Regions from separate parts of the Mus musculus genome. Here all the other regions are linked to region 2. Evidence: chromatin loops called from intact Hi-C (ENCODE). Cell type or tissue: left cerebral cortex. All regions are shown on one strand. Region 1 holds the start of G530011O06Rik (RIKEN cDNA G530011O06 gene). Region 2 overlaps Gm15246 (predicted gene 15246). Region 3 holds the start of Mid1 (midline 1). Region 4 has its middle 110 kb from the start of Gm15245.

What was found. A loop is a pair of places that touch in the nucleus more often than their neighbours do. Peaks named below come from ENCODE experiments on the same cell type or tissue, not always from the same donor. Only the 100,000 strongest peaks of a DNase experiment are listed, where the experiment ranks them.
Region 1: it touches region 2 in a loop (5-fold over the local background); 3 of 42 quality-filtered maps call a loop at or near these places.
Region 3: it touches region 2 in a loop (4-fold over the local background); 2 of 42 quality-filtered maps call a loop at or near these places.
Region 4: a loop joins it to region 2, with 5 times the contacts of the local background. A loop is called at or near these places in 2 of 42 quality-filtered maps.

Annotation. Positions count from the first base shown.
Region 1 is chrX:169,975,856-169,983,855 of GRCm38, reverse strand. It overlaps Mid1 (midline 1), which reads right to left. Exons shown (of 10, transcript NM_001290505.1): 4 at 6,827-6,934; 5 at 1,823-1,971. It overlaps G530011O06Rik (RIKEN cDNA G530011O06 gene), which reads left to right and starts at 4,939. Exons shown (of 2, transcript NR_029457.1): 1 at 4,939-5,570; 2 at 7,066-8,000. In left cerebral cortex, no CTCF peak of the experiment used is centred here; DNase peaks (open chromatin) are centred at 4,153, 4,602, 4,855, 7,038 and 7 more places; H3K4me3 peaks cover 1,440 bases; H3K27ac peaks cover 2,522 bases.
Region 2 is chrX:169,328,287-169,336,286 of GRCm38, reverse strand. Gm15246 (predicted gene 15246) reads right to left here. Exons shown (of 6, transcript NM_001361166.1): 4 at 5,508-5,589. Among named protein-coding and RNA genes, the nearest start is that of Gm15246, 12 kb to the right of the region's middle. In left cerebral cortex, a CTCF peak has its summit at 3,829 (motif pointing left); DNase peaks (open chromatin) are centred at 2,498 and 3,824.
Region 3 is chrX:169,875,573-169,883,572 of GRCm38, reverse strand. Mid1 (midline 1) reads right to left here and starts at 3,954. Exons shown (of 10, transcript NM_001290505.1): 1 at 3,664-3,954. In left cerebral cortex, a CTCF peak has its summit at 3,976; DNase peaks (open chromatin) are centred at 2,596, 3,205, 3,336, 3,995 and 2 more places; H3K4me3 peaks cover 1,819 bases; H3K27ac peaks cover 247 bases.
Region 4 is chrX:169,548,919-169,556,918 of GRCm38, reverse strand. No RefSeq gene overlaps it. Among named protein-coding and RNA genes, the nearest start is that of Gm15245, 110 kb to the right of the region's middle. In left cerebral cortex, no CTCF peak of the experiment used is centred here; a DNase peak (open chromatin) is centred at 3,733.

The sequences.
Region 1 (8,000 bases), 650 kb before region 2:
TTTTAAAAAGTACCCCCTCTGAAAAGGCGTCACGTGCGAACGCAAACAACCTCACAGAGAAAGCAGAGGAATTGGGAGAGGTAACCCGGTGCCACCCCCCCCCCCTTCTTTAAAATATCCGAAAAAGTCCCCACGGAAGCAGAAGAATCTTCATATTTCGTGCTGCTGTGTATTTGACAGCCCGGCCCGGTCACATCGAACCCCGGCCAGAAGCGCACAGCTTCAGGCATCTCTTCACACATCTGTCTGGGAAACTGTCTGTTCCTTTCAGACTCGCCCCTGCCCCACTTCCAAGGGGAGTCTCCAGAATTTCAAACTGCATCAAAGGCAGAGTGAAGATGAAAAAAGAATGTCTCCAGATCTTGGATTAGTTTAATCAATTACTAGCCTCTCTCTAAAATAAACATGAAAAGGGGGGGAGGGGTTGTCTGGCTCTTTCTCGTTGTCCCGCTATTCGCCTTTTTTCCCCCTACCGTCTTCCCAACAGATGCCACGGAAAATATTCCTGAGCTTTCTCAGAAATTCCCCAGTCGGCACACAATCTCGTCCCTACGCTCAGATTTTCTGGTGAGTGCTCCCTTGTATAAAGCGTAAAGCAAGGTATGTGTGTCTGTCTCCTGTGTGCTCTTGAGTTCATTTGGAAAGTGACTGACAGCAGAACAATCTAGCGGGTGCTAAAATGCAAGTAATTCTGTTTACACAAAGAAAACCATGTCTTGAATAATGCTACTACTGAGCATAGAGAATGATCTAGACTTATCTTGATGTGTTTTATGGTTTTGTTGAGTTCCATAAACATTAGGACACTGGTTTTGTTTCGTTTCGTTTCGTTTCGTTCTTGTTCGTCTGGTGGAACTCGAAAGGCCTTAGCTATAATTGCAATCACGTATTTTCTTATAAAGATCACTGATGCCCAGTTGCATAAGATCTCCACACTAGCTGGCGATACTGAGGAAGATTTCAGGTGCCTGCTCTCACATTTCATGCGAAAAGCTGGGTACGATCAAGTTATCCTGAGCAGTATAGACACTCTTGTGTCTTTTAATAGCTCTTAAAACTTTGGATATTCACGAGGACCCTAGATCTTGGCTGGGAGTCTATCCATACAATAGAAATAGTACACAGCAACAAAAAAGGAATGGAGCAGAGGCACATGCCAAAATACGGACGAACCATGCCAAAATCACAATGCAAAAAGCCGGACAAAAGGTGTTGGGTCCTATGAGATATTCGGAATAGGTGGAGCATTTAAATTGTATCCTGTCACCAGTTAGTTTTACTTGATGAGAATCTCACAACAGTGATAAAGAATACCTGTGTAAAATAACCCCAATATGGTTTCTCCAGCTGTATCTCTGGCAGAAATTTAACGTTGTTACCTAGGGAACAACATAGATTGTTTAATCTGAAATGCCCTCATCGAATTGATAGCAGGAAGAAAGTCTCAGGCCATTTAAACTAGATAAATGAAGTATTCAAGTAGCAACGGGATTGTAGACAATGTAACATCACCTCCTGACTCGATCACCAGGAGTAATTGAAGAGCATCATTGTGATGCTTTTCCTTGACTAACTGTGACATTCAAATGAATTAAATTCACAGGACTTATCATAGCTAAGGCTGAAGGCTGTCATGGAAAGGGTTTTATCATGTCGAAGGAAAGCGTTCTTAGCTGGAGCAAACCAGCCAAAGCTTCCATTCTCTCTGGCACTCGACCTCTAACAGAAAACAAGTCAGTCGGAGAGCAAGGCCGACCAGTCAGTCCCACGCAGATATGAGCCACCATCAGCCTGACAGCTTCCCAGCTGTCCCTGCACCCACCTCTCAGTGATATTCTTTGCTGTCTGTAGAAAACGGGCGTGGTCATTTTCCTTCAGCGAGTGCTCCGCTTGCGAGATGAGCGATGCAGACCTCTCAAGGCACTGTTTACAGTTTGCAATCTGCTGAGCTAACTTGCGGAGCCTGATCACCTGGAACGAGAGAAGCACGGCGGGCGAGGTCACACGTTAAGGATCGATCGCTTGGGAGGTGGCTCAGGGCTGAACCCTTCAGAGGCGTGAGGTCTGTTCTGTCTAAGCAGAGAGAGGTTGAAATCCGGAAGGCAAATTTTTGGAACTCGAACTTTCAGTCTTTGGAGAAGCCTTAGTCACCTGTTTGATGAGGAGACACTAATTCGTGTCAGTGTGACACTAACTCACACTAGCATCGCTCATTACTTCTCTGTTGAAGGGGGGAAAGGTGTCCGCTGGCAAGTGACAAACGGTCACCGAATCTCTTCCTTCTGCCATCCTACCTAATGACTTCAGGACCTTAGAGAACCCTGGAACTCTCTCCATCTCAGGTTTTCAATATGCCTTTAAGAAAATAAAACATGTCTGTAGGTGTGAATTCGAGGCTTAAGTTAAAAACAGTGAAAAAAAAATCCTACAAAGTTCTTTGTAATCCACGTAATAAAGTTGTGACATGAAAGCATTAGGTATTCCTATTTTCCATACTGCCTAAAACCTGTGTATGAAATTAACAGAGAGGGAGCATTTTCCCATTGATTGATATTTTTCTTATTGAACTGATGAGAGAAAGCCAAAAAAAGCACAGCTGGGCCATTTCCTCTCACTGTAAACGTCATTTCCAGTCACTCTGTGCTCACTTGATGAGTTGACTATTTTGATAAGCATTTCCCATTTGGGATAAAACACACACTTGTTTCACAATCTCCATTCTAGTTCCCGATTCTGTCTTGCTTGAAAAAAAACCAAAAAAAAAAAACAAACCTTGACCGTATTGACTGTAATCGTCCACGACCTCTCTCTCCGGCAGGTCAAGAGAAGTCCAGGGGAAGCCGCTTGACCGCGGCTCTGGTGTCTGAAATGTGCCATAAGCTGAAGCCCTCCAGCCAGGAGCCAAGTTAGAATTAAAATTCCAAGTAATTGGAATCACCTCGTGCCTACCGGCCCCACCTACATGCAAGGGGACAGGTTTTGGCTGGTTTTCTGATAATTCCGGAATGGAAAATAGCCTTGGGTGAGAGGGTAGGGAGGATGCCTGGTTAATCTGTCTTACAGACAAGGCAGGCTCAAGCTCCCTCCAGAATTCCTGCTAACTTCAAGAGATTTTTGCTTTCTCCAAGTCATGACTATTATCCCAGGACAACTTTAATCTTGGAGAAAAAAAAAGGAAGGAAGGAAGGAAGGAAGGAAGGAAGGAAGGAAGGAAGGAAGGAGATGTCAGATCTGTAGAACCCTAGGGAATGTCCAATTCCAAATGTGTACTAAGCAAACGAAGGAAATGACAGCCGAATCGAGAGGTGCTGAGCCCAAGATTTCAGACAAGGCTGAAAAGAGTCCATGAAAATGACGAGTCAGAATGAAATGTCCAGACTTGGCAGCTAAGAATATGTGATCTTGGCAGCATGGTTAAAAACACATCGTTCATTCTAAAGGTAGGTCTTGTCCCTATCAGGAGAAGTGTGTACCCGAGTCGAACAAAATAACACCATTTCACACCAGATAGAACAGAGCCTCTGGCAACATTATCTAGAGAGTCGAGGCAGCCCTCTAGCCTAACTCAGGGTGTTAGAACACATCTATTAGGAACTGTCAGAGGAAGGGAGAATTCCAGAAGGATAAGTTAATAGTCTCAACCATAAACCAGATGAGTGGAATATTTAATTACATAACATCAAGAAGATTTAAATGGTACGGCCAAGTTGAAGGCAGATGATAAAATTCTCACCAAACGAGATGAGGTCAGACTACTCTTCTGGCTTCATTTCATGTCACTCTCTTAGCCTTTGAATAGGCACAGCAGAGACCACACGTCTCAAAGATGACGGCTCTTCAATGTCATATTTTTCAGGTTTTTCCTCTGAGGCTATTTGGAGATTAACGGTGATGTTTAAGGACAAGAAGAATAACCGAAACAGGAGATATTGATGTAAAAGAAATTGAGAGCATACTGTGAAACTGCCACGATCTTCTCGAGTGGACTTCCATGTAGAGCGTACTTTTCATTACAGGTCAGTTGACAGTTGCCTCGGAGATTCACAAACACTGTGTGCGATAGAATCAGCTGGGGATCTTTCCCAGGAAAACTCTAGATGTCTGGGCACATCCTCTGGCATTCTAGTTAAGGAGCTGCCATTGGCAGAGCCACAGTAATTTGCATTTGAACGAGCAACGCACGTTTTTAAGTCTCCGGGTGATGAATGACTAGTATGGTCGGGACCAGCATTTCAAATATCAATCTCGCTTTAATCTTTAAGTCCATGGACATCTGTCATGCTTGAATGTCACTCAGACCCTTTTGTCCCTTCTTACCTCGATGGAACTCCCCAGGCAGAGGCCAAAACTCAGTCCCCACGGAAGCAGAAGAATATTCATATCTCGTGAAGCACATCAATGATAATAAAAGATAATAAAAGATAATAAGAGAAAAACGAACGTGCACGTAGATGCTTTGAAAAGGAATCAACGCTCACGGAAACCAAAAACAAGTGTCCTTTGAAAAAAGGAAAATCGAACGGTCACGACCGCCGCATTCTCCTCTGTCACCACCGGGTGGCGACAGAGAGCACGCCGGGAAAAAACTTCCTCCAAGGGGTCGGATTGCCCAATTTCTTCTGTAGCTGTTTTCTGTCACATAATTGTCTACGAGTTTACCTCCAAAACTTATTGATTGCATTCCCGTCTGTGTATTTCTTCTTTGAGTCCTTTTTTGTCTGTGATTTCTTTATCTCTAAACTGTTTCTTTTCAGGTCTGTGTCCTCTTCTGCAAAACGAATCTTACCGGAAATTAGATAATGCTGCTGATTTTGCTGGCTGTGCTTTTAGAAACTCAAGATTTCTTGGCTTGCTTCGGAAATGAGCTCAGCACCTCAGTTTTAAAGAAAAGAATCTGAAAATAGCTTCTTGTTCTCCTTGGTGTGCTCCAATGGTTTTACTTCTGCTTTCCCCTAACCCGGCTCCTGGGCTCAGCGCTCTGCAATCCAATCTCACTGTGGACTCCTGTCTCATCTCTGTGCCTCTGAGGCACCTGTCTGGTGTGATAATAGAATGAGTGGAGTACGGGTCCTCTTAACGACTGACTTGTTCCAGAACCTCAGAACTGAAGTTTGCCAAAAGCTATGATGCCAGGCAGACATCGGCAATACTCTTTTCCCGTCCCTCGTAATGAATAAGAAGCCTTCTGCAGTCTGTGGCGCTGAGGCACAGGCCTGGTTTCTGCCTTCCATCCGATCCAAAGCAATTCCAGATTCTTCCAGGATGTTTTTTAGGCACAGGCATCGGAACTGCAGGCATGCCCGTATCTCTTCAACCATGCCTGTGCTTCCAGCCACAGTTGTGGCATTGCACTTTCATGCCATTCCTGCTTCACCGAAATGCTGCTCTCATTTCACTCTTCACCGTTGGAGTCCATGTCTATTAATGGTGTATGTCTGCAGCGGAGTGAGTGCTACAAAAGATGGACTCTACCTATAATCATGGCCCAAACTGGAATACCTTTTATTACTATCCTCTAGCTCCTGAAAGGAAACCCCAGGCCGTGAAATTCAAGCTGCAGCTGAGTAAGGGTAAGTAAGTACGGTTGCTGCAGAGGTATGAAAAAGTGCCACTGCAATCTGAAGATGGACTCTTAGCGAAGTCCACATCGGCACCTTGGGAATCTTTCAGTATGCTACCTTCCATACCAAAGGAACTTTGTAGATGTCTAGGTTAAGAATCTTAAGGGGTTGGGGTGGTCCAGGATCGTCTGGGTAATCTCTACATAATTCCTAAGGTCTTTATGACAGAGAGACAGGACGGTTCATGTCAGTGAAGTAGATAGCAGGATGAAGACAGAAGGCAGAGTGCTAATGACTTAGTTGTGAGCCAAGGACCATGGATGACCTCCAGAAACTTGACAAGACAAGCATAGCTTACTAACATTGCCTTTAACCTATGTAGCCTTTAGTACAGTGAGACTGCTCTCAGACATCAGAACAGTAAGATAATCAATAAGAAGGTTCTAAGCTACAAAGTTTTGGTAATGTGTAATAGTACGATAGAAACCATCATAAGAAGAATACGTAACCAATTAAACAGGAGAACAGAGGCTTTTTAAAAAAATTTTTTGAGCTACATTGCATAGATTAACAAATATACCAAATGTAAATTTCTTACACTTCCAGATTACTAGACCGTTAAATTCGAGAATTTATCACCACAAAAATAAGTGTTTGAGGTGATGAATATGTTACTTAGCTTGATTTAATTATTATACATTCTATTCATGAACCACAGAATCATGTCGTATCCACCAACATGTACACGTATAACTTGTCAATTTAACATTAAAACGATAAATTTTCTAAAGAAATTTATGTGGGCATGTAGAGTATTGATCCTGGCATGCAACCACTTGACAATAGCAGATTATCTTCTTGGAACATAATAGCAACTAACCATGGCAGAAAAACAGGCATCTGAGAAACTAGGAGACGAAAGGAATGAGAGATGAGTCCACATGATGAAAGAAGATGCACTATGCGGAAGTATATTCTCAGTAGATTCTAGGTGGACACTTACTGCCAGAGGCATTGAGCAAACATGGTGCCATGCTATTGGGAATTTTAAGAAATATGAATAATTCTCTTTCGGTTCTTCACTACTCTTTGTCGAGTATTTTACTACAGCAACACAAAATGGACCAAGGCAGGTAGTTAAGAAGGGATTATGACGAATGCAGAGAGTACGATTTGTTTTTAACTTTCAAAGCTGTAGATGTTGGAGAGAAAGTATATATTCTTCAGGTGAGAAATACAGAACCTTTTTATCAAGGAAACCATACCTTGCCTTCTTTAATCTTTGTTCCAATAATTTGTCTTCGTTGCTGAATGATTTCAATGAGAAGATCACATTCTTCTGTCAGTTTGGCTTCTTGACGGGATGCATTGACCTACAGGATGAATAAAATGGCATTCATCTGAATTTGATCTTAGCCATTCTGAGTGGCTGTGAGGTGGAATCTCAGGGTTGTTCTGATTTGCATTTCCCTGATGATTAAGGATGTTGAACATTTTTTTTCAGGTGCTTCTCTGCCATTCGGTATTCCTCAGGTGATAGCCCAAAAACTTAGAATACCCAAGATACAAGATACAATTTGCAAAACACATGAAACTCAAGAAGAACGAAGACCAAAGTGTGGACACTTTGCCCCTTCTCAGAACTGGGAACAAAACACCCATGGAAGGAGTTACAGAGACGGAGTTTGGAGCTGAGATGAAAGGTGGACCATCTAGAGACTGCCTTATCCAGGGATCCATCCCATAATCAGCTTCCAAACGCTGACACCATTGCATACACTAGCAAGATTTTATCGAAAGGACCCAGATATAGCTGACGAAATCCAGGCCCATCCATGTTCCTGAAAATGTGAAGACTCCATTCTTTTTATGGCAGAATACAATTCCCATATGTGGATATACCATATTCTTAAAATCCACTCTTCTGTCAAGGGAACTTTAGGTTGATTCTATATCTTAGCTATTGTAAATAGTATAGCAATAAATATGGCTGAGCAAGTATCTCTATGTTAGGATATGGAGTCCTTTGGGTACATGACCAGGATTTGTATAACTAGTTGTGTGTGTGTGTGTATTTGTATAACTAGTTGTGTGTGTGTGTGTGTGTGTGTACCCTTCAAACTGAGCTTCATTGTGAATACACTACTTTGCATTGCCACCAGCAGTGTATAAAGGTTCCTTTCACTTCTGTATTCACACCAGCATCTGTTGTTGTATCTAATAGGACTTTAGAAACATTCTTTTTTTTTTTTTTTTTTTCCTCATTGGACCATGTCTGGCTGAAGTGAGTTAGCCACCTACAGGCTTTCAAAGCAGAACTTCCCGATTCATCCTGCCAAAAGGATATACTCATTCGAGAGATGGCTTCCTGTTGGTACACAGAAGGAACACTGAAGTAAGCCTGGGACAGGATAAAGCCAATGTGTCAGAGACAGGAAA
Region 2 (8,000 bases):
ACTATTGAAGGACTGTACAAGAGGTACTAAAACTAAGTGTATTAAAGACAGAGATGTATCATCTCAAGAGCTGTAGGAGCAGCTTGGTGTTGGTGGTGCACGCCTTTAATCCCAGCACTTGGGAGGCAGAGGCAGGCGATTTCTGAGTTCGAAGCCAGCCTGGTCTACAAAGTGAGTTCCAGGACAGCCAGGGCTATACAGAGAAACCCTGTCTCAAAAACAAAACAAAATAAAGAGTTGTAGGAGCTCAAAGTCTAAGAACAAGGCATAAGAAAAGTTTCTTTCTGGTGTAGGCTGACTCTTAAGCTCACTATGTCCTTACATATCTTCTCTCTATATGTACATAGAGAGTGACAGACACATGAATATCTAAAAGCACTGTCTCTGGCTTCTCCTCTTCTTCTTCTTCTTCTTCTTCCTTCTTCCTTCTTCCTTCTTCCTTCTTCTTCTCCTCCTCCTCCTCCTCCTCCTCCTCCTCCTCCTCCTCCTCCTCCTCCTCCTCTTCTTCTTCTTCTTCTTCTTCTTCTTCTTCTTCTGTGTACACCAATCCTATGGCCTCATTTAACTTAAATTAACTACTTAAATACCAAATCAAAATCCAGTCACCTTAAGGGTTATTCCTTTGTCATGTAAAGTGGAATGGGGTCACAGATGGCTATTTCTAGGAATGTTCTCTGACAAGGGGTAAGGTTAACTTGAGAAGAGCTAACCACTACATAAAGACCAAAAATAGTGTAACCTCCCTGCCAAATGTAGGGGCTATTTTTATTTGTAAATATGCTTTCATCAAAGCAAAACCATATTGATGTATTATGTTACTCTGTGCCTGTTCATCTGCAACAATGAGAGAACTGGGCGGCTTCTTCTGAAACAATGATTCCCAAAGCTCAAAAGATTCGGTCGCCCTGCATGGAAAGGCTGGGGGTGGGGGTGCAGTTTGTGAAGTACATCAATGTGTGATTGTCTCTTTTATCCTCAAGACAACGTGATGAGCTCAGTGTCCTGGTCACTTCACTGATATGGAACAATGCAATAGCCACATCCACATAGCTAGCAGGAGGAAAACCCAGAGCAACATAATGATCTGAAAGGGTGCCCCTCCTGGCCCCAACAGGAGGCCTATGGCTTTTCTCCGAGGGCTCGAATTGTATATGATTGCTGCTGTCAAGCCTGAGGAAGGCATTTGCTCTACATGATAGCTTCTTACAGTTATCCTAGCCTTGAAGGTCAACTACTGTCACTCAAGCCAGCACATCCCACAGTCATCTTCACACATTATCACGTTCACACCTTTATCAGAGCAGGAACTATAATTACTATAGGTCCTAAAGTTCTTGAAAATTTGTTTCATTTCCTTTTGTGTTTTATGCCAGGGCATGTGTTTTATATGACTAGGATTTACACAGAAATCAGAGCACTTACATTAAGGGAGCCTTGCAAATAATTATGTAGACCTTAAGGGATTTCCAGGGATCAGCCTGAGAGTCTTAGCCCCAAATGTGACTATTGGTCCTTTTCTTTATTGCATAGCATGTTCCCTTCTTAGCACTCAGTACTGAAATCACAGTACTTTTCCTAGTGTAGGGATAAAAGTGGCATGTGGCCGCAATGAAGGTTTCTATTTATAAGCATTGCTAACAAATGAATCTTTCCAGGACCTTTTTTAGATTAGTAGAGGAATTTCTCCAATTATTTACATAAAACCCAGAACCTTCTAATTAGGCCTAAGGAAGCAAAACTGCGATTTTATTATTAACTAATGGATTACTCATTGGACGGCAAGTTTATCTTCCTGTCCATACAGACCTGGGTGTTTAATCTTGATTGTCATCCTGTTTAGATTGGGAGGCACCTAGGAGATCAGTGAAGTGCATATCTGGGTGTGTTTTTCACACACACACACACACACACACACACACACACACAGTATTAACTAGTAGGACAAGAGTAGTTCTGACTGTGGACAGCACCATTCCATAGACTGGGGCCCAAATGAAATAATGGGAGAAAGGAAATAGAGCTAGCAAAAGCCTTCTCTTTCTGCTGCCTGGCAGCCATGATGTGACTGATATTCTTTGTCATGCCTTTCCCATTATTATGAATGGAAACCTCTAAAATCATAAGCCAAAAATAAATACTTTTTCATTTAAGTCATTTTTAAAGGCGATTTATCATACCAACAAAATTTGTAACACAGAGACAAAGTATTTGCCTACGGATTCCAGGTGCTTCAGTCTAGCCAGCATCAGTTCCTGTGAGGAACATCTTCTGTTATTTCATGTAACACTTAATGCATTATCAATCACAATGCTCACATTTTACTATTTCTATTGCTCTTGATGTTCCATAAATGCAGTAACTGACATGGTAGAGGAAAAAAATGTAGCATGATTAGTGAAGCATGCAGAATGTTTAAAATGCTGGGAAAGAGGCCCCCGTATAGAGAGTGGCATTGAGCTGATACAGGCAAAACGTCTGGACTCAGCCTTTCCTGAGACACTACCCACAGACAGATGGTCAGGGATATGAATGGGACATTCCTTTTCTCTTTTTAAAGGTACTGTAGCTGAATTCTTTAATTAAACCCAAAATGTATGACATAGTATAGGTTATCTAAGTAGCCCTTAGCAATACGTAAAAATAGATTCTAGAAGACATAAAACACTAAGCACAGGATCCATGGGCCTTCATCTTAGGTGCTATCTTTGAATCCCTAGATCATCCTTTGCCAGGACACTAAGAAATGGAGATCCTGGGATGCACCATAATACCTTGAATCTATGCATGCACAATAGTACATTCTGGACTTCATTCTATATCTGTCTGTTTCATCCCTTCTAGGAGTAGAATCAGGACAAATCCTTGTGCTGACACTTTCCTACATGAAAATCTTAAGGAAAATAAGACCAAGCATGGTTATTAATTGGCCTCTGACACTGATATTTGATTGAGTATTATGGCTAAAACTGAGTGCCAGGGCTAGACTGCAATTATGATAGCAGTTCCCAGAACCACTGAGTAAATGACGAAGGTGAAATTAAGTTCTCAAGAGTGTGTCAAGTGGCCAAAAAATTATTCCTGCAGTGAAGATGGATATTTTAAAACATTTTGTTTATGCATGTGTGTGTGAGCCTGAGTGCACCACATGATATACAGATGCAGACCAGAAGACAAATTTCAAGAGCTGGATGGCTCCTATTCTGTGGGTCTTGGGGACTAAATGCAAGTTGTTGGATTGGCAAGCAATTTTCTTTAACCATGTAGCCACCTTGCCAGTCCCCTAATTTTTCTTTGTTTTCCCTGGGACGCTTTTCTGAACCTGTCTAAATTACCCTTATCAGAAATTTTAAGTGTGCCTTCAAGTGTTAATGACCATTCAGACTTCCTTGAGATAAACTCTGCCACTTCCCCAGCTTTTCCAGGAAAGTTACTAACTGAGGTCCACCCACAGCAACTAAAGTTCTGATCCAAGTGCCTACGAGCTATCTTAAAGCCATTCCCATGTGTTTTCCAGCACCCTTCTGTATTCGCTTACTTCTCTGAAGTTTAACATGAGTTCCCTTGTTTCAGACTGAAGGGAATAGAAGCAAATTCTGGAAACACTCAGGTAAAGCAAGGGCTCTGCGTGTGTGTGTGTGTGTGTGTGTGTGTGTGTGTGTGTTGAAGGTGGTCTAGCAAGGTGCTAATTCTAGCCCTGGTACATTTCTCCCCCACCTCTGCCCCCTGGACTCTGCTTCTCATCCAGGAATTTCCCAGTGTGAATAAGTAAGCAGGCTGAAGTGCTTACTTGCCTGAAGATGCAGAGCAGTTTCTGAACTTTCATCGCCCCCCAGTGGCAATTTCATCAGTGTCTTTGTTGGAGAATTTTCTTACCACTAAAATTTAGGTTATCTGTCTCCCTAAACTTGTCCTTTCTTTTTCTTTCGAATTTTTACACTAGACATGAAGTGTTTGTGTGGAGGTATGTCAGTAATGGGATGACCATCTGTTGACTAATGAGTGGATCAGATGTAGTATCTACTTTCACGGTTTGCAATGTGAAAGCATTTTAATCTGGACTCCATTGTGAGACTCAAGCCTCAGTAAAGGGTCAAAAAAAATATCAAATAATTAAGTCCTTAAAACTATTAGTAGCATGAAGGGAACCTATAAAGCCACCATGTATAGAGTAGAAGTGCAAAGTCCACCTGCCATAACTATTCAGTGTCTTCTTGGCAAGATAAAACAGACATTGTGTAGGAATCCAAGAATATAAAGCATGAACTACATGTTGAGCAAGTGAGTGTTTTGTGTGCAATCTACTCAGAAAACACTTTTATGGTGTAAGAAATTCGCAAACCCATGTTAAATAAAATAATGAGTTTTTGTAGGAGTAGAATTCCAGAAGTCCACAGAAAACAATTCGGGAATAAAAAGTTTATCTTCAGCTACAAAAATGAAAAGTCTTCACCATCCAGCCCACAATAGGGTTGATATTTAGGTGTATTTTTCCATTATAGCAAATCCCCTTGGTTCACCACCTGCTATGCTCTACTCCCACACGCTGCTTAAATAACAAACTTGTAGTCTTTGAAATAGTTGTAACCAAGCTCTAAACATTTGCCTGCACACCAAGTAGTCTGCCCAATGCTAAATCCTAAGGGGAAGCATGTGTCTTGTGCCTTCCTTTATTCCAATCTTGACACTTTTCCTGCTTCTGATGCTGCCTACTCTTCTCTGGAAATCATTTTTGTTGTTGTTGCAACTGTTGCTGAGATGGAATCTCACTATGCTCTACCAGCTGGTCTAAAAACCCTAGGCTCACAAATGTTTGGGAGCACAGACAGAGAGCCAGGCCTATAGTTCTTTTTCTTCTACTGTGTGTGTGATAGCACAATAGCTTACATCCTGAAAAATCTTACATCACAGAAAGGAAAGGATAAGAGCCAGCAAATCAAGAAAGATGGAAAGAAATAGAAAGAACACAAAAAGAGAAAGAGATTAAATACAAAATGTGATACAGAAGTGAAAGAGCTGAAGAAAAGGGTTTTTTTTTTATAAGAACCTGATATGCTCTAATAAATACTAATAGGAAAATGTTCATGTTCTTCCTTAACATATGCCCTAAATTTTCTAAAGCTCTTTATCAGGATTTTTCTTAAACTAACAGATGTAACCTATTACAGTCAACGCCTCTCATAGTCCTTCCTATGATATTTTAAAAGACTAACCTTCCCATGACTAAAATCGTCAACTTTTAGAAAGATGGAAAGAGAAATCACAGAGAGACTGTAGTGGTTTGAATATGTTTGGCCCAGGGAGTGGCACTATTTGGGGGTGTGGCCTAGGAGTAGGTGTGTCACTATGGGTCCGCATAGGCTTTAGGAACCTCAGAACAAGAGGTGGAACTCTCAGCTCCTCCTGCACCACGCCTGCCTGGATGCTGCCATGTTCCTGCCTTGATGATAAGGACTGAAACTCTGCACCTGTAAGCCAGCCCCAATTAAACGTTGTCATTATAAAGTTACCTTGGTCATGGTCTCTGTTCACAGCAGCAAAATCCTAACGAAGACAGAGGTGTTCTTCAGTCCCTGCTAAAAATGAATGTCACTAGAAAGTCAAAGGATAACAAATATTGGTATGTACAGAAAAGAAAACCTGAGTGTACTATCAGAAAATATAAATAAATTAATTCAATCATTATGAAAAATAGAGGCTCCTCAAAATGATATTTTAAATTTAAAACATTTAAAGAAAAAAAAAGAATTGTTACATGATCAAACTATTTCATAACTAGATGTATAGTCAAAACAAATTAATATTTCAAAGCAAACTCCCTCATATTCACTGAAGTGCTGTTCATGACAACCAAGATGAGGTTATTACTCATGTATTCATTGATGAACACATACATATATTATTGGTTCACTTACACATCAGAATACTGTTAAGCTTTCAAAAATAACAATTCCCCCAATTTGTGACAATTCAGATGAAACTGAAGGACATTATGTCAATTGAAATAGGCATAGTGAAAAAAATACTGCATGATCTCACTTAGGTGAAGAATCACTAAAATCAGGAAGAGTAAAGGAGTGATTATCTGAAGTCAAAGGGTAAATGAGATGGGAAGACATTCATCAAATGGTACAAACTTCCATTATAAGAGGAGTCAGTAGCTAGGAATGATAGTATATGCCTATAATTCCAGCACCCTAGATATGAGGCAGGAGGAATACTTCCAATTCAAGACTACCTTGGCACATAATGACTCACTGCCATATCATACATTAGCTATATAGTGAAAATCTGTCCCCTAGCAGAAATGATTCAGGGAATTTTATGTATAGTATGGTGGCTAATTAATCCCCATATGTGGCATACTTGAAAAGAAACTACTTGAGGTGATGGATATGCTAATTATATTATCATGGTAATCATCTCACAGTGTATGCACATATCAATCATCTTTTGTAACCCTCAAATATATTCCTATTCTGTCAATCAGATTTCAGTTAACCAGAGGAAAGTCACAACAGAAAAGATAAAATTTAATATATAACAAACTACTAACAAAAACTACTTGTGCCCCTTGAGCCAGTCGTCTCAGTATTGCACTCATTGGTGTGTTGATAGTACAATAGTCTTTGTGCTATTGTTCGTAAAAAGCACTCTGTTGCAGGATATTTAATCAGACTGTGAAACTCAAGATTGTGTTATTTACAGTAAAAAAACGTTTCTAGTTGTGGTGAGGTTCACCCTTAGCACACACCTTTAAACCCTCTGGCTGGAATATAAACACACCCTAGTACACACTTTTCATCTCAAACAATGAAGGTAAAGTTAGTTTGCAGAAGAAAGCACCATTGTTTGAAAGTGATGTCTAGCAGGGCCTGTGCCCCGAGCAGACTTTGGGCATGAACTCTGCAGCCAGTCCAACATCACCCAGAGAAAGCTCCACTCCCAGGCACACTAACATGCCCAGGATCATAGGATCAGAGGTAAGGAGGATACAACATCTGCCCCAACACCTGGAGTAACTGGGATCATTGGAACCCAGGCATCTAGGCACTCCACCGGAGCAGTTTCCTTCTGGTCTGAGCCAGTGCCCTGAGCAGACCTTGCAGACTCTGCAGCCAGCCTCACAATACCCAAAAGAAGCTGCAGTCCCAGGTGTTCTAACATGCCGAGAACCACAGAGTCTCAGGATCACAGGATCACAGGAACTTGGTCACACCAGGATCTCAGGGTCCCAGAAGCAGCTTGACTCCCAGGAGCTCTGACAGTTCCAGGAACTCAGGATCACAGGATCCCAGAATCATAGAGACAGCTGAACTCTGAGGAGTTCTGATTCAACCAAGATCACAGGCAGGACAGGCCCCAGTCAGATATAGGGAAGGCAGGTAGCACTAGAGATAATCAGATGGCAGGAGGCAAGCATAAGAACATAAGCCAACAGAAACCAAGGTTACTTGGCATCATCAGAACCCAGTTCTCTCACCATAACATGTCCTGGATACACCATCACACCAGAAAAGAAAGATTCTGATCTAAAATCACTTCTCATGATGGTGATAGAGGACTTTAAGAAGGTCATAAATAACTCCTTTAAAGAGATACAGGAGAACACAGGTAAACAGCTAGAACTTAAAGAGGGAACACAAAAATCCCTTAAAGAATTACAGGAAAACACAACCAAAGGAAATGAACAAAACCATCCAAGATCTAAAAATGGAAGTAGAAACAATAAATCAACAATCACAAAGGGAGACAACCCTGGAGATAGAAAACCTACGAAAGAGATTAGGAGCCACAGCTAATACAAGAGATAGAAGAGAGAATCTCAGGTGCAGAAAATACCAGAGAAAACACTGACATGACAGTCAAAGAAAATGCAAAAAGCTCCTAACTCAAAACATCAAGAAAATCCAGGACACAATGGAAGACCAAACCTAAGGATAATAGGTATAGAAGAGAGTGAAGATTCCCAACTTAAAAGGCCAGTAAGTATCTTCAACAAA
Region 3 (8,000 bases), 550 kb before region 2:
ATGTCTGCGGATAGCATACAACTACCAATTAACAGATTTGTTTGAAGCCTATGCGGTCCACAGCCAGACAAACTCAGAACATGAGTCACGCTGAACACTAAGGAAAAACCAACTCAAAAATTACTTTGAAACAACCAACAAATATCTTTTCGTTGACAAGTCCTACAATGGTAACATTTCCTGAAAGATAGGCAGTAGAAAAACAAATAAAATCTTAACATACGCTGAAGACATCAAACTCTCTAAAAGCGTATACAAAAACTTAAAACATCTGTTAAAGGGGACCCATTTCTCAGATACACATTTAAAATTCCAGTTATAGCATCTTCCTATTAAGTGTCATAAAACTGCCTGATCTTAATGTTGGGACAAAGGAAATCAGAAAGGTCTTGTCCTTTAAACTTCTCAAGGCTTTCATTTCTAAAGAAATGAAGCTACACAGCATACTCGAGACATTGTATGCTAGTAACAGAACAAGAGGAAAGGAACATTGATGGAGAGGTTTTGGTTTTATTTTACAGGTAGTCTTTCTGGGTGGGTGAATTCCAGACTAGGAGACCAGCCTCTAACTTGCTGTTCTCATTATTTTTAATCTTTTCTTTTTTTTCTTTTTTCTTTTGTCTTTGCCTTCACTTCACCATTTGTTCGATGAGGATCAAGCTGCCCTTCATTCTCTCCATGGAGGTGTGGTTGAGAATAAATAGATGATATTTGTAAAGGACTTTCTAATCCTCTGAGGAAAGATTACTGCCAGGACTTTCATTAGTAAGCCAGATGTCCTTGGGCATTTTAACTCCAATCTAAAGAATGCAAAATGGGCTGACCAAACTCAATCACAGCTTCCTTGCATCAGCAGCATCGTAGCCTCACAAAAAACAAAATAGCAGCTGGGAGACCAAGAGACTAAAAGAAAAGTCATCTCAGCTGCTTAGTATATTTCTCTAAAGTTATTGGGATTCTAAAATCCCAAAATATGCCTGGTAGGGAATTTCATCTGGAGATTCTATTTTTTTCCAACTTGAGAATGAAATATTTGTTCTTAGTCTGTGGTGGGACAATTAATGTGACTTGCTATTTAGGGAGGATATTTGCAGTTGTGGGAATGTCATAAGCAAACCTGTTGTTTTTGGCTGGACTTCTATAACAGGTGGCCATGCCTTTCCTTTTGCCTGGGAACGCAGCAAATTCCTTCTCAAAGAAGAATCTGAAAAGTTTTCCATTTTTTTTTTTTGATCAAAGTGCCAAGAGAGGTTGGCACACTTTAAAATGACTTCCTGATGAACTTGTCAGGTTTATGTTTGTTTGCTTGCTTGTTTCATTTACCTTATAAGAATTTTGACCTGCACTGTTTGTGTGCTGACAATCTGGTAAGAGCCCAAACTTTCTGAGTCTTACACACAAACATGTAGCCTTCTAATTGTGTTGGCGAGTTTTGGGCTATGGAGAATTTCTAACTAGTTAGTGGTAGGGATCTGTCCTGGCTTGCCACCCCACTGTTCGGCATTTGCACAGCCCTAGGGACGGATCACTTACCAGCAAGAGGATTGTGTTTCATTGCTGAGCTGATGACACATGGGTTGGTTTGATAGCTAACCCTGCAAATACAGCCAGGGGCTGCTGGGCCTAAGATGACAAATTGGTTGGTGGATGTTATTCCTCTGCCTGAATGAAGTGGTAAGGTCTCTTCCCCTCCCCCAACAAGAGAAACAAGAACAAATCTGGGACTCGCCCATGCAGTAATGCTACCATCTCATGCCTGGTTTCTTGTATGAACAATGATCGCTACTCTTGCATCTCCTCCCCCAGTCCCTCCCTCTTTTCAACTACCCAATAGGCGAAAGAACAATGTTATATATGTATCCAGAGATGTGGGATGAAAAGATGGTCATTCATTAAATAACTAAGGAGTTACTACATGCCTACTTGTACAGTTAAAACTTCAACACTGGGCTGTTTGCCAACTTCATACAAATGCCACAGTTCCACATGGGAAAAATCATCCCAAGCTCTGGACAAGCCTGCCTGAGGCATCAGACAGAGGGAGTGTCACCCCATTCCAGAGGAACTGTGTGGGCACAAAGATTCTAAAAATTGAGTTCACACATCACCGAGGACAAGACAGGTGGCTTCACACAGCATCAAATAACTTCTTTGTTCCGGCTTAGGACCTTTGTGAAAAATAGTATTGTGTACCTATTCTCTTTCTTGCTCCTATCCAGCAAGCCTCCTTGCCCCTTTTGTCTATCTCATGTGCTTGCTAGAAATTCAAAGAATGAGGCTGCTCTATAAGATCGCAAAACTTCGAGAAAGCCAGCCTCTGCACCACTCTCCAGCTAGGCAGATGCAATTTGCTGAAAGCACACACACAGTCTTTCATGTGCTTTTTTCTGTACTCCTGCAATTTCCCAAGCTCGTCCAGAAGAGCAAGTTAGCGAATAAGAAATGTGAGGGCCTTTGCTCCTGACCTTTCATGCAGGGCCTCTGCTTTACCTCTGCGGCAGTGAAACGGAAAGTCGTAAACCCCTTGGCCCAACCACTCATGGGAAGGTTTACTTTCGCCTAAAGTGAACACTTTGGGGTGGGGCACACCCAACTCAACTGGAAGAAAAAAGAGAAGAGGTTTTCCGGTGACAAAACAGATGCTCAGTTTCCCACCCGGAGTTACTCCGCTCTGGCAAGAGTAACTAGCATTCCTCCCCGGGAGTCTCTGTCCTTCCCAGTCACTGAAAGGCTTTTACTTTTGTCTTTCCCTTGTGAGTATCGATCTCGGCAATAAAACATTGACGTAAGATTTTTTTTTCCAACTGTGATAGAGTTGTAAATTACACCCTCTTCTAGGCTTTGTAATCCAGTCTTTCCTTTTCTCTTTTTCCTCAACGGCAAAGCTATAAACCTCATAAACTTCTACCTAAGTTGATAAGGAATTGTATCCCTATGCCCTAGAGCGACGGAAGAAGCTGCTGGCTTGGAATTCTTCACAGAGACACACTCAAGACCGGTCTCCCTTCAGTACTTCCGGGACTGTGTTCTTACGTCCAGCAGCAACACAAAATACAACTCCTAAAGTGCTAGAACGGTTTTTAAAAAAGTCTGTAACACCCCCCTCCCCCCTCCCCGCGCCTGCCTCCGCTGGAAGTGCAGCTTGTTCCATCCAGACTGCTTTCGCCTTCTCAGCCTCGGACACACAGTAAAGTGCTCAAAACGTGAAAGCAAAATAAGATAAGAGTCCCAGCGTGCTTCTTTGTCAGACTGTGCAGTTGTCTTTATTCTAACCTGAAGCATAATAGGGTAGAGGCTAAAAGCTTGAGATGAATCCAGCACAATACATTCCAGAGGCCCGCAAACTGGAATTGATTTGCATATTCCACAAACCGCTCTGAACCTTTTACAAAGACTGCCTGACATCAGCAACCACTCTTAGAAGCAAAAGCTGGCGCGGGTAGGTAGTAAGGACGAGGCAGTGGGGTGCCGGCAGGTGATGTGCTTTCTAAGGTAGCCTTAGGAAGAGAAGGCAGTCCCCTCCTTCCACCTAATGGATCTGCTGGAACGCTGCGTTTGATCACTCCGCCCGCTCTGGGAGTAACAGGTCGCAGGGGCCCCAAGCTAAAGCCCTCCTTCTGTGGCTGGCGCCAGCACAGCTACAATCACAACCCCCAAGCTTACCTGCCTCATGTTTAGAATTCCATGACCCATCCGGCAGGGAGCAAGCTGCTCGGAAGCGCACCCGCAGGCTTCCAAGCGCAGACACCAAAGCCGGCAGAAAAGCCCACAAGACAAAAGCAACTCGGTCGAATCCACAGGCAGCAAAGAGCACGTTTTTCGTCCCCCTCCCTTTTTATTCTTTGATCTGCTTCTAGACGCTCTCTACCCAAGACAATGTCAAGTTTCTCAACCTTTCCTTTTCCAGCCTATGAAAAGTCGGGCGCAGGCTAGCGAGGACCGCCTGGCTCTTATTTCAAATCAGTTCACAGGGACGTCGTAGGCGGCGGGCTCCGGTCGCGGAGAGCCTCGCCAATCAGGAGCAGTGGGTGGACCTGGGTGCAGGAGAGGCTGCCTTTACCAGGATTAGGGCAGCTTTCAGGAGTCAAATGACTGGAAGCAGCTGGATGTTGTGTCAGAGCTCCCCAAAGTAAAGGATGAGTTCTATTCTTGTCTAACAGACTGCATCTGCTCAAAGCTTAACTAGCTCCGGGCCTTAAACCCTTGCACTTTAAGAGCCCCTTAAAAGCATTAAAGCATTTTAAAGGTGAAGAATGATTTCAGCGAGAAAACCTCAACCCTCAGGACCCAAAGATATTTTTTAAAGTGTATCTTGTTCTAGATACCTAGTTTTGTAAAAACAGTGAAGGGAAAAACCACACTGCTGTAAGTATCACTCTAACTGAAATAAGCAACCAAGACAGTTACCCACCTCGTCTTCACATAAACTCTATATCCAACCTAAAGAAGCAAATGTTAATGGGACTGAGCACACAAACATTTTGAAATACAGGACTTGAGGAAGAATCTTCATCGATGGTGACTGAAAGCACAATTTCAGATAAAACATCTCCTAATTAGAACAATGAATACAGAAATTTAGTTAATGAAACTTCTTTTTACATAAGTGTATGTACCTCTTTGAGTGTTTGAGTTTATCAGTGCTAAACTGGTAAGCTCACTAATTTATATATATATACAAAAAATATATATATACAATATATATATATTCCCAAACAAGTGCTCACAGTTTGAGGATAATCCAATATATATATTAAGTTTTTGCAGTATTAGTAAATAATAACAGATAAAATAATGATTTAGTGGTTTCAGGAGTGCTGGAGGTGTGGTTCAATATGTGTGAGCTTGGCTGAGTTCTCTGAGATTTTGGCAGCAGGGCACCAGCACCTGGGAGTCCATAGCTCTGCCTCAGCTCCCCACTGAGAAGTTTTAGAGTCCCCCTAATCACACCAGCTGCCCTCAATCCATTTATTTGTTCTTCAGAGTCATTCACTATGGCCTAGACCCAAGCTTGTTTAGCCTTTTCACATGGTGATACCTTACTAAAACAAATCACACACACACACACACACACACACAAAACACACAGATACACACAACACACACACTGAGAGAGAGAGAGAGAGAGAGAGAGAGAGAGAGAGTCCTAATGTTTTAAATACATTTATAATGTTGTGTTGCACAGTATTCACAGTCATCCTTAGCCACATGCATCCTTAGGGTCATGGGTTAGGTTGAACAAGGTTGGGTAGATGAAGGCTTCTAAACTTTGAAATTACTAGCATTTGCAGACAAATAATTCCTCACCATGGACCTAGCTGTTCAGTGTGTTGTCAAATATTTAGCAACATCAGGACCTTTGCCCACTAGATGATCATAACTGATTAATATAATATAAAGATATCACTGGATGTCTTCTAGGGATCAAAACCAATGTTTGTTAAAACCAATTCTAGTTAAACATGTGAGAATGCTCATGCCCCTGGTCTAAGAGAAACTGATTGGGTTGGTATACCAATGATGCTGGGAATCCATACTTTATCCCAGTGCCAACGGGCTCTGATTCACTTTGAGGAAAGTCTGCATCTACCACTGCCCTAGATATATCTTAGCTCAGGATGCACTTGATGTTGGATGACTATGTTTAGATAGGGGGAAAACAGGAAGCAATCTGGATCTAGAAAGAAAATAGGCCCAAGTATGGAGAAACTTTTAGGTAAGAAACACCCAACTAATCACTCGTCAGGATTTGAAATAAATTAAGCTTAATGTTTCATCACTTGGAAATTAAGCATTAAAATACTTCAACTTATTTCCCTTCATTTTTTTTAACATTTGTTTAGTGTGTGTGCCTCCTGAATGCAAAATTACATATGTATGCTGCAATCCTGGGCTTCAAGTTTAATTATAGCTTACAACTTAATAATTCTATGCATTTAAGAGGTAGAAATATCTTAACAGTTTCTGTGTTAACTGACTAAATGTAGCTGATTCTTTATTCTTTTCCTTTAAAAACTTTGTTAAGACACTCATCTTTTGAATTTAAAGATGGATTTTGTTTGATTTCTTTTGATCTGTGTCTTGAAACAGGGATTTGTTGTGCTGTGTAATCTGGTCTCAAACATCTGGGCTCAAAGTTGCCCCAGTCTCCTGAGCTCTGTAACTTTAGGTGCACTATATTGCAACCACCTAAAAAGGTTTTTTTGTTTTTCCCACACCTATTCTCATAGCATTTCTGTCCATTGGCAATTAAAGCCCCATCTTGACTTAAGTACAATCTTCTTCTGCGCCCCAAAAGTAACTTGGCTACATTTTTACTATGATTTCATATCATACTTGTAAGAGGAAAATTACTTAAAAGTTGTTTTGCTTTTACTGAATGCCATCCCTAGATCCTGAGGTCATTGATGACTATGTCAGTCAGAACTCAGAGAAACAGAATCTAAAATGCATATATATGATTTCTGATATAGAGAATTTTTTCAGTCTTTTATGACTGCAGAGGCACACACTCCTAATATCCATAGGTCAATTGGCAGGTGCTAACCCTGTAGTACATTGAAGAAGGATCTTTTTTTTTTCTTTTTCAGGGAAACCTCACCTTTGTATTAAGGATTTTAATTGACTGTATGGGCTCACTTATATTATCAAAGATAAGCTCCTTCACGTAATGTCAACTGACTATAAATCTTAACATCTACAAAATAGCTGCAGGTTTAGCCAAGATTAACTGAGTACCATGGCTAGCCAAAATGACCAAGACAAATCATCATCCTATGCAAATATTTATATGCTCCTTATAACAAATAACACAGAGAGAGAATATTATAAATATCCATTAAATAGTACAAGTAACAAAAATAAAACACTCATCAATAGAATATGCTCTTCTGTATGCATAAGGAAATGTTCTCATAGATTTATCATATTCTTTTCAATTACAAGTTAAAAGATACAAAAATATGAGAGTAAGTGACTTCTGACAATTCCACACCAAGTTATACTATCAATCAAATGTCAGGAGAGAATGTAATTATTTTCACACCAACTCTCAAAAAATTTACATCCCTCATACTGTCTTTGGAAATCAATCAAAAATGTGTTTTAGCAAAATGGGGGAATTAAACAAGAAAAGAAGAAGTCATTGAAACTGTGCAAGCAGAAGAATCAGTATAAAATGAAATAAGAAAAGTCTAGGAGGAAGAGCTAGCAGAGAGAGCTAGCAGAGAGAGCTAGCAGAGAGGAAGAGCTAGCAGAGAGGATGCTGTAAAGTGAACTATGACACTGACAGATGATTACCTGTGAGGACAAACGGATGCTCATGGATGTAAGGAAAATCCGAAGCTATTAATAACTCCAAAAACGGCAAAAAAATCATAGTGACAGAAAGCTCTAACTTGACAGTGAACTCTGATACATAGAAGCAGAGACTGTGTATTATTTAATCTAGCATCCATCTTTCTCTCATTGGTTTGTTGTTTTCCTGAGACAAGATATTTCAAGGTCTTGCTAGTCCAGGCTCACCATAAATTTGCAATCTTCCTGCCTCTCAATATCTTGAGTCTTGGGATCAGACATGGGCACCAAGCCTATTGTTCTCTGGTTTCTTTTTTTCCCTCTCACTTCCTCTTGCTCTGTATGTATGCATGTGTGCTCATGTATGTATGGATATGCAGAAGCCAGAGGACAACTACGATGTCTTTTCCAAGGCACCATCTACCTCTTTACATTTTATGAGACACCACTTCTCACTGCCCTGGAACATACCAAGTGGGCTAAGATGGCTGCCCAGTAAGACCCAGGGATCCAATTTTTCCACCATTTGCTCTTCTTTCCTTTTCCTCTTTTTCCTTCATATATTCTTCCTCCCTTCCAGTTTCCCATTCTCCCTTCCTTCTTTCAGTCATTTATTCCTTCATTTTTGGTACTAGATGCTGAGTACAGGGAAGGAAAAATTCATTTTTTGCTCATATACAGAATAAAAAGATAATGTCTAAAAT
Region 4 (8,000 bases), 220 kb before region 2:
CTCCAATAAGGCCACACCAACTCCAACAACGTCCCACCTACTCCAACAAGGCTACACCTCCTAATCCTTCTCAAGCAGTTCCACTCCCTGGAGTCTAAGCACTCAAATATATGAGCCTATGGTGACCATTCTTATTTAAACCACCACACTCAAGAAGTCAAGAACATAAACTAGAGGTGGGATACAGCTACAAAAATGTTAAATCCTGCCCCTAGTAACACACTTCCTCGAGCAAAGCCCCATATCCTAAACTTATATAGCACTGCAAACTGGGAATCAAGTGTTCAAATTCTAGGAAGAAATTTCTCATATAAAGTACAATATTCTTTTCCTTATCCTCCCCCATGTGCCATTTGCTGCCATTCCTTTTCCCCAGCATTCTGCTCCATTGCATTTAGTGAGATCTCTCCATTTAATCAAAAGTTCTTCTGCTGAAGAACTTGGATACATCCAGGACTTGTCCCATATTTACATTTGACAAACTAAAAAAACCTGTCATCTCTTCTTGTAACCTCCTCCTTCTTTATCAGTCAGGTCTAAAGTACAATGTCTCTATATGGATGATCACATTGGTCCTAACTAGTCTTTCTGATTCTGCCAAGGATCACAAACACACATACACACACACACACACACACACAAATAATAAGATAAACTTTTAACATCCAAACATAAATTCCTTTGGTCTTTATATATTTTTAGGTATTTTCACAAATTATTGTCATGTATCTTATAATTTTCTTACAGACAGAAGTAGTTTGGAGAAAGCTCTATCACAATATCAGTTACTAGAACTTCTCTTCCCAAATGAAGTAATTGTGCCCAAACTGACTTTGGTGTATTTTATTTATTTTTAAATGTACTAATTTTCTACATTTATTTTTCCTCGATTCTAATACTATAAGGGGAAACTGGCATGAATTAAGATCCTTTGGTCTACCTCCAAAGGAAAGGAACAAGTTCTTTCTCTAATCTTGATAGTAACCTCTCCTCATCTATTTTAACTTATAGGCTAACTCTTAATTACCTGTCCAACTTCTACTCCACATTTGCAAAATGATTCCATGTTGCCTAAATATTTTAAAAAGCAACAACTTAACCACACTCACAAAATAGAGTTCAAGATGTCAGCACTAAAATGTAAGTCAGAGTTAAATTAGCAATTAGAATTAAACTATTTTTGTCAACTGTATGATTATACCACCATTATATTCAAGAAAACAAATGTTATGATGTAAAATCATCAATAACTTACTTTGCCATGAAACAGTGATTTTGAACTGGGGTGAGGTTTGCAATTCTCCCGATTAGGCTCATTTGGAAATACCTAGACACATGTTTTTATATGTTAAGATGAGGGTAGTGGTGCTACTGGAATCTAGTGATTAAAAACAAAGACCATTGCTAGGTGTCCTATAGTACTTAGGACAATGTAACAACAAAACATTAAATTATCTAGTTCCAAATGTCAAGTATTTCAAGGCTGAGACTCTCTTAATAGTATTATATTTATCATTCTGTGGGTTTATAGATGTTAATATAAGTCCTAAGCTTTAAAATTTATAGACTTTTTGATATCTCCATTGAAAGTGCAGCTTTGTTTTCTTATTTCTGAAAATGTTATACATATTAACATATGTCATTTAAGTGACACCCAGATAGCATTAAACTGACTTCTAGAACAGTCTGACAATCAAGCAATGGCAACTAAATTCTCCTAACATCAAACTGATATCTTAGAGGTTATTCTTATAGCATGAAGCAAAGTACAATGTATAAAGGATGTATAGGCAGAGAGTGTGTGGTTAGTTACTGACTCCAACTCCAAGTACGTTTGTAAGTATGGCTTCTAAAATGGTTTGTTAAAATGATTTTTAATAATAGGTTTCTCTATTTGATGTATTCAATCCATTTTGTGTCGAATATGGTCCTATGACTTCTGTAATTAAAGGTGATGTAAGATAACTTAGAAAGCTTTCATTCCCAAACACTCAACTCTCAAGGCCTAGGAGTATATTTAAGTTCTGGCTCCCTGATAGAACACTTGTCTGGCATGAATAAAGCTCTGAATATAATACTAAACACCACATACAGAAACGTCTCTTTCTGACCTTGTGTTACATGTATAAGCAAGTTTTAGTACAATTTGTAGTCAGTGGGGTCATATCAAATTAGAAATCCCACATGTATTGTAGTCTCCACTTTAAGAGACTAAACAAAACATTAGCTTCATAGAACATGGATATTTAGACTTTAATGAGTATCTACTGTAACCATTCCCTTTCTACTACAAATGAGGAATGAGTCCTCCCTGAGGACATGTGACTTTTCTAAGGCCACAGAGCTGGTTAGCAGCCAATCCTGGATAACAGCTTTGTTCTTTGGTTAGACTACTCTGGGATTTTTCCAACAGACTAATCTTTCTTTGCTTGACTTATTTGGAGTCAGTTGTTCCAAAACTGCCGTGTAAAGTTGTGTTGGCTAATTTATTATGGGTATATAAACTTGGCCTACATCCCTGAGCACATTATTTACTTCCATCCTTTTGTCTGAAATGAAAGTCTTTCCATTAAGCAAACAGTACCATGCTCTCTAAAGTAAGCTGAAAATTATTTACACTACATACTTAAAAAGAATACTATATAATACATAATATCTAATATATAATGCTGTGTAGTAAATAACTCTTTTCGTAACAGTTTTGAAAAAGTTACATCATTTTTCTACAATTCACTTTTTTTTCTCCAGAATATGAAAATGTCCATTCTAAAACACAACAATACATAATAAGTGATTTGTCAAGTTCATCAATTTAAGCAAACACATACTTGACAAATGTACCTCATAGAATTGGTCAAAGACTATGATGATATGTAACAAATTTCATGTGTGCCATGTTTGGATGAACCTAAAGAATCTTGCTTGGTCCTTTTGCCAGGCAGAAAGGGATAAAAATGTTGATGGCTGTTGACCATATGTGTGATTTTCTTATTTTGAAATATAATCACATTTAACTTTAATGTTTATCCCAGAGCATATTTCTGTGTTATAACTTTGTTGTGAATAATACAGACATAAGCTTTAAATGATGAAAATTTACAATCAAAAATAGGTTGTCAAAAATAAATGTCATAACAAAGCTTTATAACATATTTTGGTTCAAAGTCCATATTATTCACCTATTCAATATATATCTAATCTAGTCAGTGAAACCTAGTTATAATTAAATAACTTTAGAAAGGAATTAAGGAAAGTAACATGAGATTTTTCTCTTATAGTTTACTAGCTATGTGCCCACCATACCCGTCCAATGGATTAGCCCTCCTTAGACCCTGTAGAACTAATTATTAGAACATTGCATTCCAGATCTTTCCTTATTGTATTTTCCTATCTTCCATTTATATCTTTTCTTGTGAGCTAGACACTGAAATATTGTAACAGATACTTCAAAAATGCCTGGAGTCAGGCATGCAGCTTTATTAGAAGACTCTGGCTGGAGCACTTTGCAATGAAAACCAAATAATTCTGGGTTCAAATGCAAATGGAAATATTTCATCTTGAATTATCTTTACAAGATAATTCCAGCTCTTACATATGAAAATAACAGTGGAGATTTTTATCTGTAAATTTCTCAGGAGCTCCATTTTCAGACTATGTGGTCTATTTTAAACACACCATATGGATTATGTACTCTAAGATCTACTTTCAACTAAAAAAAAAATCTGTGCAAACACAAACCACCCAGCTCTAAAGTCCCAGCTAGCACTTCTGTTACCCATAAGTGCTCTTTTGTGTTTATGTTTCTTACACCCATATGTATATATGTTTGCAGTAGGAATCCTTCACCCTTGTCTTTTAAAAATTCCTTGAGTAACAAGGCAGCCCAGAGCAGGGCTCTGCTCCATATCTCAAATCACTGAAAAGGCCAACTGCACAGGGAAAGGCCTACTGTGAGTATGAAGTCCAGCATTCTCTCCTTTCCCTTTTCTATATGAATTTTCTTCTCTTATATTTTGTTTCCCTGAATCCGAATTTTTCTTTTGTAGATGCCTTTTTTGTTTGTTTGTTTGTTTGGTTGGTTGTTTTTGTTTTTGTTTTTCGAGACAGGGTTTATCTGTATAGACTTGGCTGTCCTGGAACTCACTTTATAGACCAGGCTGGCCTCGAACTCAGAAATCTGCCTGCCTCTGCCTCCTGAGTGCTGGGATTAAAGGAGTGTGCCACCACGCCCGGTTTGTAGATGTCATTTTAAGCCAGCATTTCCCCCCAAACACATATCCCTTACTGTCCTTCAAGAAAAAGTCTCATGGATTAAGGTTGAGAAGTCAAAACTTCTTTTAGAAATTTTTATAAACAGCTTTCTTCATGTTAAGGTACATGAGAAAATATGAGAGTTGAGAAATTATAGTTCATTTCTCTTTCAATGTGTTGAATTACCAAAAAAATCTAATTTTTCTGAGTTTCCTCTAGAAAGAATACATCCCAGGACTCATTTGGACAACTACTACTAATTTTAGTGTCATAAAATTCCTTTTCAATACTAATATAACATTACCTAGTTGTGGTTACTTCAGTAGTATTTTCTGATTTCTTGGGTGACCACTCTGGAGGCTTGTATATATTAAGTAGAACAATGGGTAAAGGTGATGGGTAATTTTACCTCTGATAATAGACGATTGACACAGTTACATTATTACACATTTAGAAGCAGAAATAATTATTTTTAAGGATAATTAACTACATGCCAGGCAATGCAGAAAATAGATGGAACTTTTGTTAGTATCATTTAGAGTTGATGAATTGCCAATATTAAAAATACTTTTGTTTTCCCACCACATAATCCATTGTTCTGAGAATTTGGTGAATTGGTGATTATCAGATTTGGGCCTTGAATTAATTTTCTCTTTCTCCAATTTCAATAAGCATTTCCACAGATGATCATATGAATCTGCCAGTATGAGACCCAAGGAAAACATCTGGTTGATTATATGTTCTTAGTCTGAAAGCTGCCTATATTAGGCATTAGTTAATGAATATCACTTTTACTTTAAAATCTCCAGTCAAAATTGCTTCAAAATAACCCTAGTATCATATCCCCCAAAATGGATAGACATTACCAGGAAAATAATCTTTATTCATAATTTATATCTATGCACTGCTGAAAGGCATCAGAGAAATGGCAGCTACTTCCCTGAACATATCAGCACTAAGGATGTTTTGCCAAACCTTCACAAAAACATCAAATCATAAGTTTTTGCTGTTACATGAACAGGTAAAAGAAATTCACTGAAATCAAATTTCCATTCTCATTTTAAGAAATGTATGTCTATTACTGGGGGAAAAGCAACATCTTCAATTAATAGTGCTGGTCAAATTGTATAGCTGCCTGTAGAAGAATCAAAATAGATTCATACTTATCACCTTTTAGAAAACTCAACTCTGAATGGATCAAAGAATTCAAAATAAGTCCAGATACACTGAACTTAGTAAAAAAGAAAGTGGGAAATGGCCTTCAACTCATTGGTGCATGCAAAGACTTTCTCAACAGAATACTGCTAATACAGTTAATAAATGAAAGCTCATGAAACAGAAAAGCTTCCATTAGGTAAAGGACACTGTCATTCAGACTAAGTGGCAGCCTACAGAATGGCAAGATTGGTATTTATTTTACCACTACACATCCAATAGATGTATAATAACCCAAATATAGAAAGAACTTAAAAACACTAGATATCAAAAAATAAATAACCCAAATAAATATGAGGCATCAGGGAAATGCAAATCAAGACTATTTTGAAATTTCACCTATGCCTTTCTGAATGACTAAGATCAACAAAACAAGTGACACCTCAAATTGACAAGGTTGTGGAGTAAGAGGAACACTCATACATTGTTGGTGAGACCATAAACCAATACAGCCACTCACTATAGAAATCAGTGTGGTGGTGGTGTGGATAGCCCTGGGGCTAATTATATTTGATGTCAATTCCATTCTCCTGTAAGTGGCTGAGAACAAGGAATGAGTCATCACTCAGGTGATTTCCTGTCATCCTGCTTCCCACCTTAAATTGTAAAATAGAGGAGAGTTGATGATTGGGCTGATAAAAGGGAAGATGGATCAGAAGATGAGAGAGAGAAGAAGGAGAAAATGGAAGAGGGAGAAGACGCAGAGGAGGAGGAGGAAGAAGAAAAGCAGAGCAGAAGCACATGGCCTAGGGAATCTGTAAGTTATAAGGGGTCTCATAGATGTGGAAGATGGTAGTATAGCGGTAAATCTGCCCAATCTAGGCACACAGCATGTATTCATATTAATTGAGTCGTATTTTCATTGCGGGGGCATATTTGGGATGGAGAGATTTACTGCAAAGTTGAGAAGTAAGAGGAACACTCATACATGCTGGTAGGACCATAAACTAATTCAGCCACTATAGAAATCAATGTGGTGGTTCCACATGAAGACAGGAATCAATCTATGTTAAGATCCAACTATACCAATCTTTGACATCTAGCCAAAGGATGTGTCACCCTACCACAGAGACATTTGCTCAACCATGTTTACTGGTGCTCTATTCATAATGGCCAGACATTGGAAACAACTTATATGTTCCTCGACAGCAAAATGAATAAAGATAATGTGGTAATTAACACAATAGAGTATTGCTCATCCATTTAAAAAATGGCATCATGAAATCTGCAGACAAATGGATGGAACTAGAAAAAAAATCAGCCTGAGTGAGATTTCCCAGACTCAGAAAGATGAATATGGTATATATTCACTTATATGTGGATGTTAGCTATGAAGGCATTGATAACCAAGCTACAGTCTGTAGAACCACAGAGGGTAGGCATAGAGTAACAGACTAGAGGGGACATGTTGATCTTGATAGAAAAGGAAAATAAAATATATAACTAAGCATAGATGGGGGCTGGAATGGAAAGATCAAGTGGGGAGTGTGAAGGATAACAGGATGGCTTATGAGAGGAAATACAGGGAGAGATGGCTAAAATTAGGAGGTATTTGAGGGTTAGTATGCAAACCTAATATAGTAAAAACTTACTGAAATATATGCATAAATGAAAGTGTTCTAAATGAAATTGAAAAATAATGGTGAAGACAGAGTCTGTTTTCGTCAGGGTTTCTATTCCTGAACAAAACATCATGACCAAGAAGCAAGTTGGGGAGGAAAGGGTTTATTCAGCTTACACTTCCACATTGCTGTTCATCACCAAGGAAGTCAGGACTGGAACTCAAGCAGGTCAGGAAGCAGGAGCTGATGCAGAGGCCATGGAGGGATGTTCTTTACTGGCTTGCTTCCCCTGGCTTGCTCAGCCTGCTCTCTTATAGAACCAAGACTACCAGCCCAGAGATGGCACCACCCACAAGGGGACCTCTCACCCTGATCACTAATTGAGGAAATGCCTTAGAGCTGGATCTCATGGAGGCATTTCCTCAACTGAAGCTCCTTTCTCTGTGATAACCCCAGCTGTGTCAAGCTGACACAAAACTAGCCAGTGAATATATCTTGTCACTATGACAACATTCAGTACTGGGAATGGTTTACATCTAATCGAATTGTTGACTAAAGGGGCCCAACAGGTATCTCTAAATACCTAGGTTATTGCAAAGACTATAGGTTGTTCTCTACAAACTGACAGCAACCCATTGTTGAAGACAATACTTACACAACTCATTAAACATGGAGATATTGAATCAGTGTCTAAATAAAGTCATCACTATATTTCAGTGGCTTTGGTATAGGAAGGCACTTTATGTACACTCAAAAGAGAAAGATAAACACCAAGCCATCAACAAACCTTTACCTCCAATTGTGTACTGCCTGCAAGTTATACAATGTGGCACAAAGCTTGTGGGAGTAACCAACCAATAGCTGATTTGACTTAAGAGCCATTCCACAAGATGGAACCCACACTTGACACTTTGAGTAACCAATTCCTGACACTAGATAGCCCAGGGACAAAAGGTAAAAGCAAACAATGCT